Regions from separate parts of the Mus musculus genome. Here region 2 is linked to region 1. The links are chromatin loops, found by intact Hi-C in ENCODE. Cell type or tissue: heart. All regions are shown on one strand. Each heading gives the region's core, and the rest is flanking DNA. Links, peaks and the distances in the headings are about the cores only.

Region 1 (6,251 bases), core at 858-5,857:
GAGATCTCGGGGTTCCAGATTCCAGATTACTCCTACAAGGTCTCCCTTCTCCTCAGCTTCTTTCAGCCTTCCCTAATTCAACAACAGACGTCAGCTGCTTCTGTCCATTGGTTGGGTGCAAATATCTGCATCTGACTCTTTCAACTGCTTGTTGGGTCTTTTAGAGGGCAGTCATGATAGAACCCTTTTTGTGAGAGCTCCATAGCCTCAGTAATAGTGTCAGGCCTTGGGACCTCCCCTTGAGCTGGATCCCGCTTTGGCCCTGTGGCTGGACTTTCTTTTCCTCAGGCTCCTCTCCATTTTCCATCCTTGTAATTCTTTCAGACTGGAACAATTATGGATCAGACTTGTGACTATGGGATGGCAATCCATTCCTCACTTGATGTCCTATCTTCCTGCTGGAGGTGGCCTCGATAAGGTTTCTCTCCCTACTGTCATCAACTTTGGTTCTTTCAACAGAATGAATAAAATACTAACCAGATACAATACTCTGCGATGTTGGAAGCTACATTTTCCATGTATGTTAAATTCTGATCTGTTTTCTCTGTGTAACAACAAAGTATAATTTACACTTGGAGAGAATACAATGTGGAGAGCTCTGCCCTGCTGGCATTACACTTGCCTTCTCTTCCTCCCTGTTTTAGAATTCTTTTGTTAACTTACTGGGTTGTTTAACCGCATAGATGACTATAGGTAAACAAATGCTATGCATGTCATAAAAATTTCTCTCCTCTGACACACCTACATCCCCCTTTATGAAATGACCAATCTTGATATCCATTATGTTTCTAACTAAGCAGTGCAGTAAATGTAACCTGCAGGCAGGTCTTTACTGAGATTGAATGTAGACCTACTATGTTGCACATCAATCTGTATATCTTCTGTTGCTTTAAGCCTTTGTGAAGTTATATTCTTCTAAATGTTCAATTTCCTCCTCTCTGTAGTTTGAACACACCAGTTTTCCTTAGATTATAATTTCTAGGCCCATCTGGGTGAATCCAGTGTGGACATGACCCTGAGTCAATTGAGAAGAGGGGAAAGAGAGGAGCCAAGTCTAAGTGTAGGAGCCAAGAAAGAAAGCAGAAGGTAAAAAGGAGCAGGGAACCAACATGGTTAGCTTAGGTATGGAAGAGCCTCTTGGGGAAGGCAATGACATCTGTTGCATGTACCAGGCAGGGACTGAAGGATGCTGGGAGAACCTGGTGGCTAGGTCCACTGTGATATATAAGTAGGTACCTCAGCTATTTGATCCAGAGTTTGAGACTTAAGTCATGATATAGGATGCACAGTAAAACCCGGTGTCCCCTGAACTTTGAATTCTAGCAGAAGACTTAGTTTACAAGTAGACAGTAGCTCATGCCATTATTCAATATGTATTTGCAGCGGGACTCTTTCCTGTGCCAGACATAACTCCAGTATTAGAGCTTCCACGATGAACATGGATATTACTTCTGGTGTTCTAGAAAAAAATTACCAGCTAACTCTCAGCAAAACATGCCTTAGGTCAGTTAAAGTCATGTGCAGAAGAATAAAGCAGGAGGCCTGAGGAGGTAGAAGCAGAAGGAGGAACGCTTCTCTTAATAAGACAGCCAGGGAAGGCCAGTCTCTGAAGGAAGCTGTGCACTTGAAACACTAGCATAGAAACAATTCCAAACTCACTGAACTTAGATGCTTTCTTATTTGTTTATTTGTTTTTGAGACAGGGGTATGCTATGTGTGCCAGCCTGACCTCAAACCTTGAATGTTGTGTAGAGCCCAGGGTGACTTCAGACTTGCAGTCATCCTGTCTCAGCCTTACATGTGCTGGAGCTAAAGCTGTGTGCCGCTCCGTGTGGCTGAAACTGAAATTTTAATTTAGTCCTTAAGAAAAGACAGATATACAAAGGAAACTGTCTTTTAATTTCCCTCTGTGGTCGGACTAGAAACAGTGTCCCTTACAGTTAAACAACAGTCATGTCCTGACACAGCCTGACGTGCCAGCCTTCCTGCTCCTGAGCAATCAGCTTCCCTCTGGGGGGTTAATGTGTCTGAGGACTAGGAATGGAAGTCACAGTGTCCTCTACACATCCCTGCTTTCCAGAAGGCCAGCAGCCATACTGTGTTTGCTATCACTTGGCACTCCAGGATCTTCTCTCACCTCCCTGAGATGCCAGGCCACACTGCAGAGCTTCAGCAGCGATGGGGAATGTCTTGGTACTTTTAGGTTCTTAACTTTGATTCCACTGACTCCTCTGTGCAATCTACTGCAAGGTTGGGGGGTATCCATTAAGTAAATGAAGACAAAGGTTGAAGAGAATGAACAAAATTCATCATAAATGTGGCTGCTTCATCATCTGAGAGAAAGGAAAAGGAATATAAAAACCTGGACAAGATATCTTTAGGGAGCACCCTATATTTTTTTTAAACATCACACCGTGACTACATCCTCCTTGAAAACCCCAGCAATGCCAGTCACTGGCCTCATTCAGAGACACATGTCTACTAGCCATCACTACTGTTGTCTTGGCTTTAACTTCTTCTATTCTCCTGTGGACCTTGGACTTGAAGGCTTATGCAAACATAGCTATCACACCTCATTGTTCTCCTTCAGAATCATCTCTGCACATGCACTTGCCCTATGGCTTTTCCTAGTAGTCTGGTAGAGCCTTTAGTTCTCCAAGTTTTGGTCCAGCTTCCTTTGGGATTCCCTGCTATTCAGAGGTGCTTTGATGCTCAGTATCCCTGTTCATATCTCATTTAACTCCTGTAACATCCTCAGCCACAAGGACAATCACTCTTTCTCAGAGACTGCAAAGGCAGTTGTAGGCTTAAATGTGTGCAGGACATTGGGTGTATTAATAGCTACACTGCACAGAAATAAGGTAGAGAAGATTGGAGAGGATGTTAGTCCCTTCGACCATCTCCATGGGCCATTCTAATCAGTGTCACCGCTACTCCACTTCTCCAAGTTGCTGAGAACAAGTAGGTACAAAACTTGATTGTGGCCAGAGTCACTAGAGAGCCTTATTAAAAGACTGGGTGCACAGCCCCACCCAGCGAGTCTGGAGTAGACTCTGAGTATTTGCATATTTAGCAATTTCCCAGAAGATTTGTATCCTGCAGATCTAGCTAGGCTTTGCAATCTAGCATTGTCTGACCTCTGGGTCAAAAGGAACTAGAGAATCCAGATAGGATGTTAAATATAGACAGCAGTTGTTTTCATATATCACGTTAGATGAACAATTAGAACTCTGAGCTGGATGTGATTTGGGGACTTCCATTGGCAGCTTTTCAAGCTAGATTCGTATTAAGGAAGACAAACATTGCACTGAATAGAATCTCAGGTCTTGACCTCTGAGCACAATGGGGACAGCCCATCAGCTTACTTACAAGAGCCAACTCTGCATTCTTAAGCACATGTGTATACTCTCAATGTACAAACATTTCCCAGAGTCTTTGGGATACCTAAGCAATATGGACTTTTTGCATGGCACTTCTCATATTAATGACTTATTTGTATCTCCACTCAGCTTGCAGTCTTAATCAGGTATCTCCATATGCTGTGATGTGGGAGTGGGGGGTGGGGGCAGAATAACATGAAGGAAACTCTTTGGGATGCCTCTTGTCTCCACCTCTGAGCATGTAAGGAAAATGAAAGTTTGAGGGGACAGACTATGATGTAAGTAGGGCAAATCTACACACTGCTCAGTATTCTACAAGATCACCTCTCAAAATTCAACCCATTAATTAAATAAATGCAAAACAAGCAGTTCAGCTGTTGCTGAGGAGACAAGAGTGGGCTGTTGTGTTGCTGGAGAAAACAAGGCCATTGTAAATGAAATGTTTCTCCAGCACAGTGGCCATTTTTTTTTTTTTTTTTTGGCTTACTGTAGGAAAGAAATAAGCAGGGGAGGAAATCTATATTAATAAGTCCGAAATTAGGGACATAGGAAGGAACACAGGAAAGGGAAGAAAACACTTAAGGAGTCTACAGAACTGAAATCTCAGCCATACTCTCCTGACACATGGATACGAGCCTGGAAGCGCCTTGAGAATTTATGTAAGGTTTTAATCCATAAAATGAAGAAGTTGGGATCATTCCCCCATTGACATATTCAACAATTGTATGAAGCTCTGCACAGTATCACAAGGTCTGTTCTAGTTGCTAAGGATAAAACAGTAAACAAAACAATGACTTTGCCATATGGAGCAATTCTGGTGAGGGAGAGACAATCAAGAAAATCAACCAGGAAGGAAGGGAAGACTGTGGTCAGCAAAGGTCAAGTTGAAGTTGCTAGTGTTGGGAAGTGGACAATATGTAAGCTGGTCACACCAGACAGCTCTATTACCCAGGAAACAGGGGTTTCCTTCTTAGGTTCTCAAGCTAAATTATTCCTTAATAAGAAATAATTTTAAAAACAAAACCAGAAGGAGGTGTGAAGAGAGAAACCTACCTTTGTTGACAAGCTGTAAACCCTGAAGGAGAAAGATAGAAAGGAGAGAGAGAGAGAGTCACACCATTTGCAATGGAGTCGAAAAGCATTCCTCTTGAGGGCTCGATAGGATTGTGAATTCAGAAAAACTATAAAATGCCCAGAGTGCCTGAGAAAACATGGTTTTTGTGGGTTTGTGGGTTTGTTTGTTTGTTTGTTTGTTTTTTGGGGCAATACCTAAAAGAAAAAGAAACAGAAAGAAGGAAAAAGATGGAGCTGGAAAGACAGCACAGTAGATAAGAGCGCTGGCAGCTCTTGCAGAGGACCTGGGTTCAATTCCCAACACCCATGTGGTGTTCCACAACCTTTCATAACTCTAGTTCTAGGATATCCAAAACCCTGTTTTGACTCCTCAGAGACCAGGCACACATGTGATACACAGACATATATACAGACACCCATATACATAAAATAGAAGATTCTTTTTAAGGGAGAAAGAAAATAAAAGTTATATATTTTCTGGATTGGGTGGCAGAAAAGCAGAAAAGATCGTGATGGAAGCACTGTGTAGTCTGCACCAGTGGAGAGGCTTGCGGCAAAGAGGAGTTCTTTACCTCATCAGGGTGATAATCTTCTCTTCTTAGGGTATGAGCTCCTGACCAGGCAAGTAGCAGACCCAGATGGGTTAACACTTAAGAGGAGGAGAGCCTAGTATGTAGTGTTTTAGGTAGCTTAGAATATCAGATCTCCACTTAAGCTGAAAGATAGAACTTGAATTCTGTTTTAACTAGAAAGAAGCTGCTTTGTCTCAATGGCCTCAAGGAAGACCAGATACCTCCTGCCGCCTTCTCATAGAGTACTTTAAATCCTTAGAAAGGGCTTCTTTTTCTAGAGTTACCAGACATTAGATAATAAATAGCATTTAAAACCATCATGAAACTTAATGAAGCTCAATGAGAGATCAGCTGGGAAGTGACCAAATGTGGGTTGAGGTTCAAAATCAACCGTGGAGGAGAGGTTTGCCCTTTAAGGCCTCTAATGGTGTTAATCCCTGTAGTATCTGTGAGTTTGTTATGTCCCAGCAAAGATTTGTAGCATCTGAAGAAATAATCCCGGAATATGTTTTGACATAGAATATTCCAGATAGATAAACAAAATGTATAAAAGTTCTCCAGCAAGATAGAGTTTGGTATGTCTAGAGACAGCACAAGGCACACACGACAGGAGAGAGACAGCAAGGCTGAGAATAAGCCATATCAAGGAAGGACTCCACTTTTATTGTGAGTGAATTCGAAGCCATTAGGGAGTTCTGAGCTGAGGGAAGATGTAATCTAACTTAGGGTTTCTTCAGTAATAAGTAGGGTCAGGGGAGGGAGATGACAGCAATAGAGAAAATCAAGTTAAGTAGAAACTTCTGCACTACTCTAAGTGAACTGCCATTTATGGGAGCAAAGAAGAAATTTCAGAGGAAATAAAAGGGGGTCTGAATCTCCATAATTTGAAGTAAGAGCCAACAGCAGAAACTTATGAACTATATATAAAGGACAAAGAAAGATGGTGTTGGCATTTTGTCTTGAATGTGGCATACTTGAGAATTATCCCTCATTGACATAGGAAAGTTTAATCTAAACTGTAAATTTTGAGCTCGAGGTATATACCAGAGATTAAGTTTTGATCAGTTCAGTTTGAGATCATGAAAAATCCATGTGGACATGCTGAGTGGGAGGTTCATTATGTGGGCCTAGGGTTGAATAATGAATGTGACATACAAATTTCTTGAATTAGATATAGATTAGATTTATTAATATTAGATAATTACTAGTGTTTAAAATCATCATG
Region 2 (6,251 bases), core at 409-5,408, 440 kb before region 1:
CAAGAAAAGGAAAGACCAGAGCAGAACAGAACAACCTGATAGGGCGTGCAGTAAGGATAATTGAGATGGTCTGGAGCCTTGGAAGAAGAGACTTATTACAGTCATTGAAGATAAAGATAAATGTGGATCAGTCTGAGGCCATTGCCTTCTGTGAGGTAGCTAGTGAGTCAAAGCCACTACTTGGAAGTACTATGGCCATCAGATTCATCATGTACTTTGGTATTGCAGGACCAGAATGAAACAAGGCAGTCTTTTAATGTCGCCCCACCTCTCTCTCTCTCTCTCTCTCTCTCTCTCTCTCTCTCTCTCTCTCTCTCTCTCTCTGTGTGTGTGTGTGTGTGTGTGTGTGTGTCAGTATGTGTGTGAAGTTGCTCCAAGATCAAGACAAGGCCTCCAAAGATAACAGGAGTCCAAACTCATTAATTATGATAGTTCCAAGAATATGGCTGGTTTTCTTATCTTATCTATTGATAATCTATCATCTGTCTGTTGATCTATGAATGTATATTTAGGTAACATTTGGGATTTATACCAGAATTCTATACATATCAGGTAAACCACTGGGATTCACCCTTAGATTATTTCTATTTAGTAGTCTTTTGGCTGAGTTTATAAAGTTTGGCCCACAGCGACCTGGTGTACTGGCTGGTTTTATGTGTCAACTTGACACAAGCTAGAGTTATCAGAAAGGAGCCTCCATTGAGGAAATGTCTTCATGAGCTCCAGTTATAAGGGATTATTTTTTTCAATTAGTGATCAATGGGGGAGGTCCCAGCCCATTATGGATGGTGATATCCCTGAGGACTATAAGAAAGCAGGTTGTGCAAGCCATGACGAAGCAAGCCAGTAAGCAGCACTCCTTCATGGCCTCTGCATCAGCAACTCGCTCCAGTTTCTGGCCCTGTCCTGACTTCCTGCAATGATGCATGTAAGCCAAATAAGTCCTGCTCTTCCCAATTTGCTTTTTGGTCATGGTGTTTCATTGCAGCACTAGAACTTGAAAACCAAGTACACAAAGAAAAAAGATTGAAAGCCATCTTTCTCTTCTCTCTCTCTCTCTCTCTCTCTCTCTCTCTCTCTGTGTGTGTGTGTGTGTGTGTGTGTGTGCATGTCCTAGTGTACCAAGGTGTAGGTGTGTAGGTCAGAGGGCAACTTTGAGGAGTCAGTTCTATCCTTCTACCATGTGGAGTTTGAGGATGAAACTCTGGCCATTAGGCTTGCTGGCAAGTGCCTTGACCGTCTAAAACCATTTTACTGGAGTCTCTTCTTCATACTGCTTCTTCTTTTCCAAAACCAACCTTTAGGGCAGTGTTTATTAGAATAAAATTCACTCATTTTATGTGTCTAGTCGTACAAGGTTTGTCAAATGTAAATACGCCGGTACAGAATCTTCCCATCATTCTCAAAGGTTCCCCTTGATGCCAAATTTTGCTCGCTACTGGCCACAGGTACCTGTTCGATCTACTTTCTGTCACCACAGAATACCTGGATTATTTCTACAGACCCTGCAGAGGGCATCTTGTTGCACGCTCTTGTTTGGCTTAAACTTTGTGTGATCATGGATATGTTCTGGAGTCTCTGTCCCTTCTCATCATGGAATAGTTTGGGGAACTTAGAAACTTAACTAAACTTTGTTTTTTTAGTCACCTATTGTTTGACGTTTACAAGTTTCAGTTGCCTTTACCATTGCTGGACAAGTTTCCTTTGGGTATGGTTTCCTTTCTCTTGAGCAAACATCTAGGAGCAGAAGTTTTGGATTGTGTGATACACAAATCTTTAACTTTATTAGTGGTTATTTTCTGAAGTATACTTGCCACTTTATACCCCACCCTCCACCTTTGTGATGGACGGAGATTCTAGATGCTCTACAACCTCTAAAACACTCGACAGTATGAACCTTGTGAGTGAAGATGACATCCCTATACCTATGATTCTATATGACTCCCACCCTGTCCCAGGCCCTGGGCCCCACTCCTTTCATCTTTCTAAGGAATAAAAGCTTTGCTGCCCCCCTCCCCGAGCTTTTTATTTCCTAAACACTGTTTGTGGGCCATCTAGGTTATAGGCTTCAAACTTTCTGGCAGGACAAGTTTTCTCTGGAGTTCTTGAGCTAAACCTCTCAAGTGCTTCTCTATACAAAATAAGAACCCTTTCTTTGAAAAGGCCGGAAAGCACCAGAGAGAAAGAAAGCCTAGGGCTCTCTCCCCGTTCTGCCTCAATGTTCTTCTTTACATACTGGTTAGGATCTGATTAACCACTAACCATATCTTTCCCAGAAAGCCCCCCAAACGCCAGCCTTGGCTAGGGGCACCGGGCATGCTCAGAGGGTGTGCGGCGCAGGCGTCGGCTGCAGTGGGGCCCGGGAGCCGGGAGGTGCCGCTGCGTCCCCGCTTCCCGTTGCTGACCCAGCGCGCAAAGTTGGGCAGGGAGCTGGGGGAGGAGGACCGCGAGCGAGGGTGGCGGAGCAGGGGCGGGAGGAGCGGAGGGAGGAGGGGACCGGAGCGTGTCACTCGCGCGCTCCCTCTGTGCACAGAGGATGTGCTGAATGGTGCGCTTCCAGGCGGCGGCCGAGCAGGATCCAGCGGCGGGCGACTCGCACTGCCCGGCTCTGCTCCTCCGCGTCTCCCGAGGCTCTACAGTCACCGCGGGCTCCAGATCCTGCGTCCCGCCCGGGGCATGGCAGGCTGCTGTACCCTCGCGTGTCGTCCCGCTTACTAAGCGGCGCGGGCCAGAGGTGCGGAGGCCAAGAGGCCGGAGGCCGGCGGGCAGCGAAGCCCAGAGCCTGGTGAATCGAGAGCCAAGCCCGCTCGCGCCCGGAGCTCCGCGTCCCGTCTCCACTGCGCTCGCCCGGGCCGCCCGGAGCCCCGATGAGCCCAGATGGCTGGGGCTCAGCCCGGAGTGCACGCCTTGCAACTCAAGCCCGTGTGCGTGTCCGACAGCCTCAAGAAGGGCACCAAATTCGTCAAGTGGGATGATGTAAGTGAGGGGCGGCGCAGTGGGGTGCGGACCGGGCACCCTAGGGCGGGCTGCGTGGGGGTGGGGCGAGGGGCGCGTTATGCAATGGGGCGCTGGAGCGGGAGCGGGCAGCCTAGGGCGCACAGGTTGCCAGATGCCTGGGTGGGTGGTAGAGGGTGGCAGCTTTCCGCGCGCTCTCCTCCTCCTAGGGGGTTTAGAGTTGACATCTTTGCTGGGTCTGGCCAGCACCTCCTGAGGGACTTAAGTCTTTGGGGCCAGTGGAACCGAAGGGACATGTTTTACCCAGTGACAGGTCCTGAGAGTTTGAAAAGAGCATGAAGTTAGAAGCAGCTGGATAGCGCTGGAGAGTACTAGATGCATCCCCCACCACCTCAGCTAGCTAAGGCATCCTATTACCTCCTTTGCCCTCTTTCAAGAAGTACTAGCTACTATCCAGGTCCCAAACCTTGCAGTTACTGCTAACCCTTGAGCATTTTTTTAAAATGCTGGCCAAGCAGCAGAGGACACAGCAGTACAGCCGACAGGTGGTCGTTGATGCCAAACTTTAGCGCCTGACTGCAGAGTGAGGGGCCTTAGAAAGGGCTGTTGGTGCACACCAGAAACGGATTGGTGAGCAAACTAGTAGCTGTTGGGGCCGAGGAGCGCAGGATGGACTTAGAGACAGGGCCAGGTTTTGAAAAACAAGCTTGCTTAGGTCTTCACTTTGAAATAGACCCACAACTTCACCCTCCGGTTTACTTGCACCCGTTGCTGTATAGGAGAGATCCTGGCCGGCTCCAGGACTTCCTATGACCTCTCCCTTCCCTCCACCCTAGTTACCTTCAGAACACTTGAAGGCTTCTGACAGAAACCTCCAATGGAATGCACATTACCCTATCGATGTGGCTTCCTGGGTGTCATCCAATGGGTTTGATAAGAACCACTCACCCGAATAAACCTGAGCTGTCAGGATCTAAAGAGATTCCAGTCCTAATGATTAACACATCTCCTATCAGGAGCAACTGTAGGAGAATGAACCCGTCTTCTAACTGAAATGATTTCCCACCTCCGTAAATTACAGCCTGTTATCCTTCCGGGTATTTTACTTTAATCTTCTTAAGCCAATTTCCAGTGTCTGAAAACAATTTAAATATTCCAGGTAGTGAATCCAATTACTTAGATGAGTGCATCCGTGTCTATATTTTGTCCAGTTGGAAGCGCAAACTGAACTTGCAGTATGAGCAGAGCCACAGCCTCCTTGAAATCTCTTGCCAATTACCAAATGATGGAGGCAAGGATGTAAACACACCCTCTTTACCAAGGGCTTTGCACTTGTCTCCTTTCTGTCCCAGTCTAATTGGACCGGAGGCTGTTATAAATGGAATAGAATCGAAACAATAAATCAGACACAGATGAATTGTTTTTGTTAAGAAGACAAAAGGAGAGTGCAGTTCAACAAATGCAATGTTCTCATCCATAGACATCCTTAGGTAAAAAGCAAACAAAGGGGTGGATCTGAGAAAGAGGAAAAGGGTAAAGTGGAGAGAAAGAGAGAGAACAGGAGGGGAGAGGCTGAGAGGGGATAGGGTGGGAGGGGAGGGGCGGGGAGGGGAGGAGAGGAGAGGGGAGGGGAGGGGAGGGGAGGAGAGCAGAGCAGAATCCCAGAGTAAAAAAGGGTTAATTTTAGTCATAAGCTCTGGAATTCTTATTACTAATGGTCTTTAAACTATATTTTATTAATTCTCCATAAAGTCTGGTTTTTGAGAACATAACTTTGAGAGCGAAGGTTATAGATACCCAGGTAGGTGATTTGTGTTATATGTATTTAAGTAGCAAATGTTCCACACTCACTTCATCAGTGCCTGCCTTGAACTACATTTTGAGGGTGATGGAGAAAGTGGGTAAAATCTCTCCCATTATAGACTGGATATGCTAAATAGAAGAGATCCAAAATCATCAAAACACCATGATCAAATGATGCTCTGGGAATGATGGAGAAGCCAATAGCCAGCCCTAGGAGAAGGGAAAAGTGGGCAGAGTCCTCCAATTAAGGCAGCAGTGAGTTCCTGGGGAGGCTTGTGCTAAGGAGGCCCATTGTGAGGGAGCCCAGAGATCTTCTTAAGAGAAACCAGACTGCACCCAGAGAAGGAATTAAATGGACTTTAGAGAAGTGCCCTGCAGGCACTTGGCTCTCTTGCTGTGTTTGATCCGTGCGCTAGGAGGCATGGAGACATTCTTAGTATCCCTATTGTAGTCCCTGAGCATCCCCTTTTCTGGTACTCCTAGAGTTTGAGTTTCCTCTTTTAGCAACAAGCCAGTTTGATCTGTTTGGCTGTTTCTATTGCATCTCTATGAAGCTTCACTTTCCAGACAAAGAAAACCAAATCTAGAACCAGAGGTCTGGCTTTTCTCACTCAGCAGTGTGACTTTAGACAAATAAACATGTTGAACCTTTGTTGTCTCTTGTACAGAACTGGCAATACTATATCCCCTATACATTTAATGTAATGGTCTGTGGGATTTCTCTATAATCAAGCAACCTTCCCTTCCCTTCTCCCCTCAGAAGCATCCAGAAGTTCTGTTAGTCTTGGGATTGCTGGATCTACCCTGTTTCTGATTCAGCTTTGGGGTAGGGCTTGAGGGTGTACCTTTCTTACAAGGCCTTAGTTAGTGTGGCTGTGGTATCCGCTGCTCTGGGAAACAGCACTGTGTAGGACCAGGGAGAAGGTTTTTGAATGAGCTGTTACTGCAGCTTCTTAGTTCACAAAAATGTCCAGTGGCTTGTGAATTTAATTTTGTCTCTGCTTACAGTTTGAGGCATTTGTCATCTAGGAATTGGAAACACCCCAGTGGCAGCTTTGTTAGATCTTCTGGGGTTATTTACTGAAGCATCAATACTCAGAATTGAATGGATAACTCACATTCTTACATTTCTTTTGAGTTGTTGTTAGACAATGAATAAATCGTTCTTATACCTTCTTCCTTACTTACTCTTTTCCTTCCTTCTTTTCCCTCCCTCCCTCCCTCCCTTCCTGTTCTCCAGGTTTGAAAGGGTCTCTGATTTGATTTTGTGTAACAGAGCTATGGATGTTTCTCTTCTTTAAGTTTTTGGGGAATACTCTCTCTTTCTACCCCAAGGGAACATCCCATCTGTACTGGCTAGTTTTGTGTCAACTTGACACAGCTGGAGTTATCACAGAGAAAGGAGCTTCAGTTGAGGAAATGCCTCCATGAGATCCAACTGTAAGGCATTTTCTCAATTAGTGATCAAGGGGGAAAGGCCCCCTGTGGGTGGG

Evidence for each region. Hi-C counts contacts between places; a loop is a spot of excess contacts. Peaks named below come from ENCODE experiments on the same cell type or tissue, not always from the same donor. Only the 100,000 strongest peaks of a DNase experiment are listed, where the experiment ranks them.
Region 2: it touches region 1 in a loop (8-fold over the local background); 6 of 42 quality-filtered maps call a loop at or near these places.

What each region holds. Positions count from the first base shown.
Region 1 is chr2:135,222,619-135,228,869 of GRCm38, forward strand. The region is part of intron 4 of Plcb1 (phospholipase C, beta 1); the gene reads left to right. Among named protein-coding and RNA genes, the nearest start is that of 4930545L23Rik, 10 kb to the left of the region's middle. In heart, for the core only: a CTCF peak has its summit at 3,036; DNase peaks (open chromatin) are centred at 3,173 and 3,233.
Region 2 is chr2:134,783,656-134,789,906 of GRCm38, forward strand. Plcb1 (phospholipase C, beta 1) reads left to right here and starts at 2,509. Exons shown (of 32, transcript NM_001145830.1): 1 at 2,509-2,976. The coding sequence starts at 2,878. In heart, for the core only: a CTCF peak has its summit at 2,368; DNase peaks (open chromatin) are centred at 2,456 and 3,056; H3K4me3 peaks cover 1,894 bases; H3K27ac peaks cover 943 bases; H3K27me3 peaks cover 1,333 bases.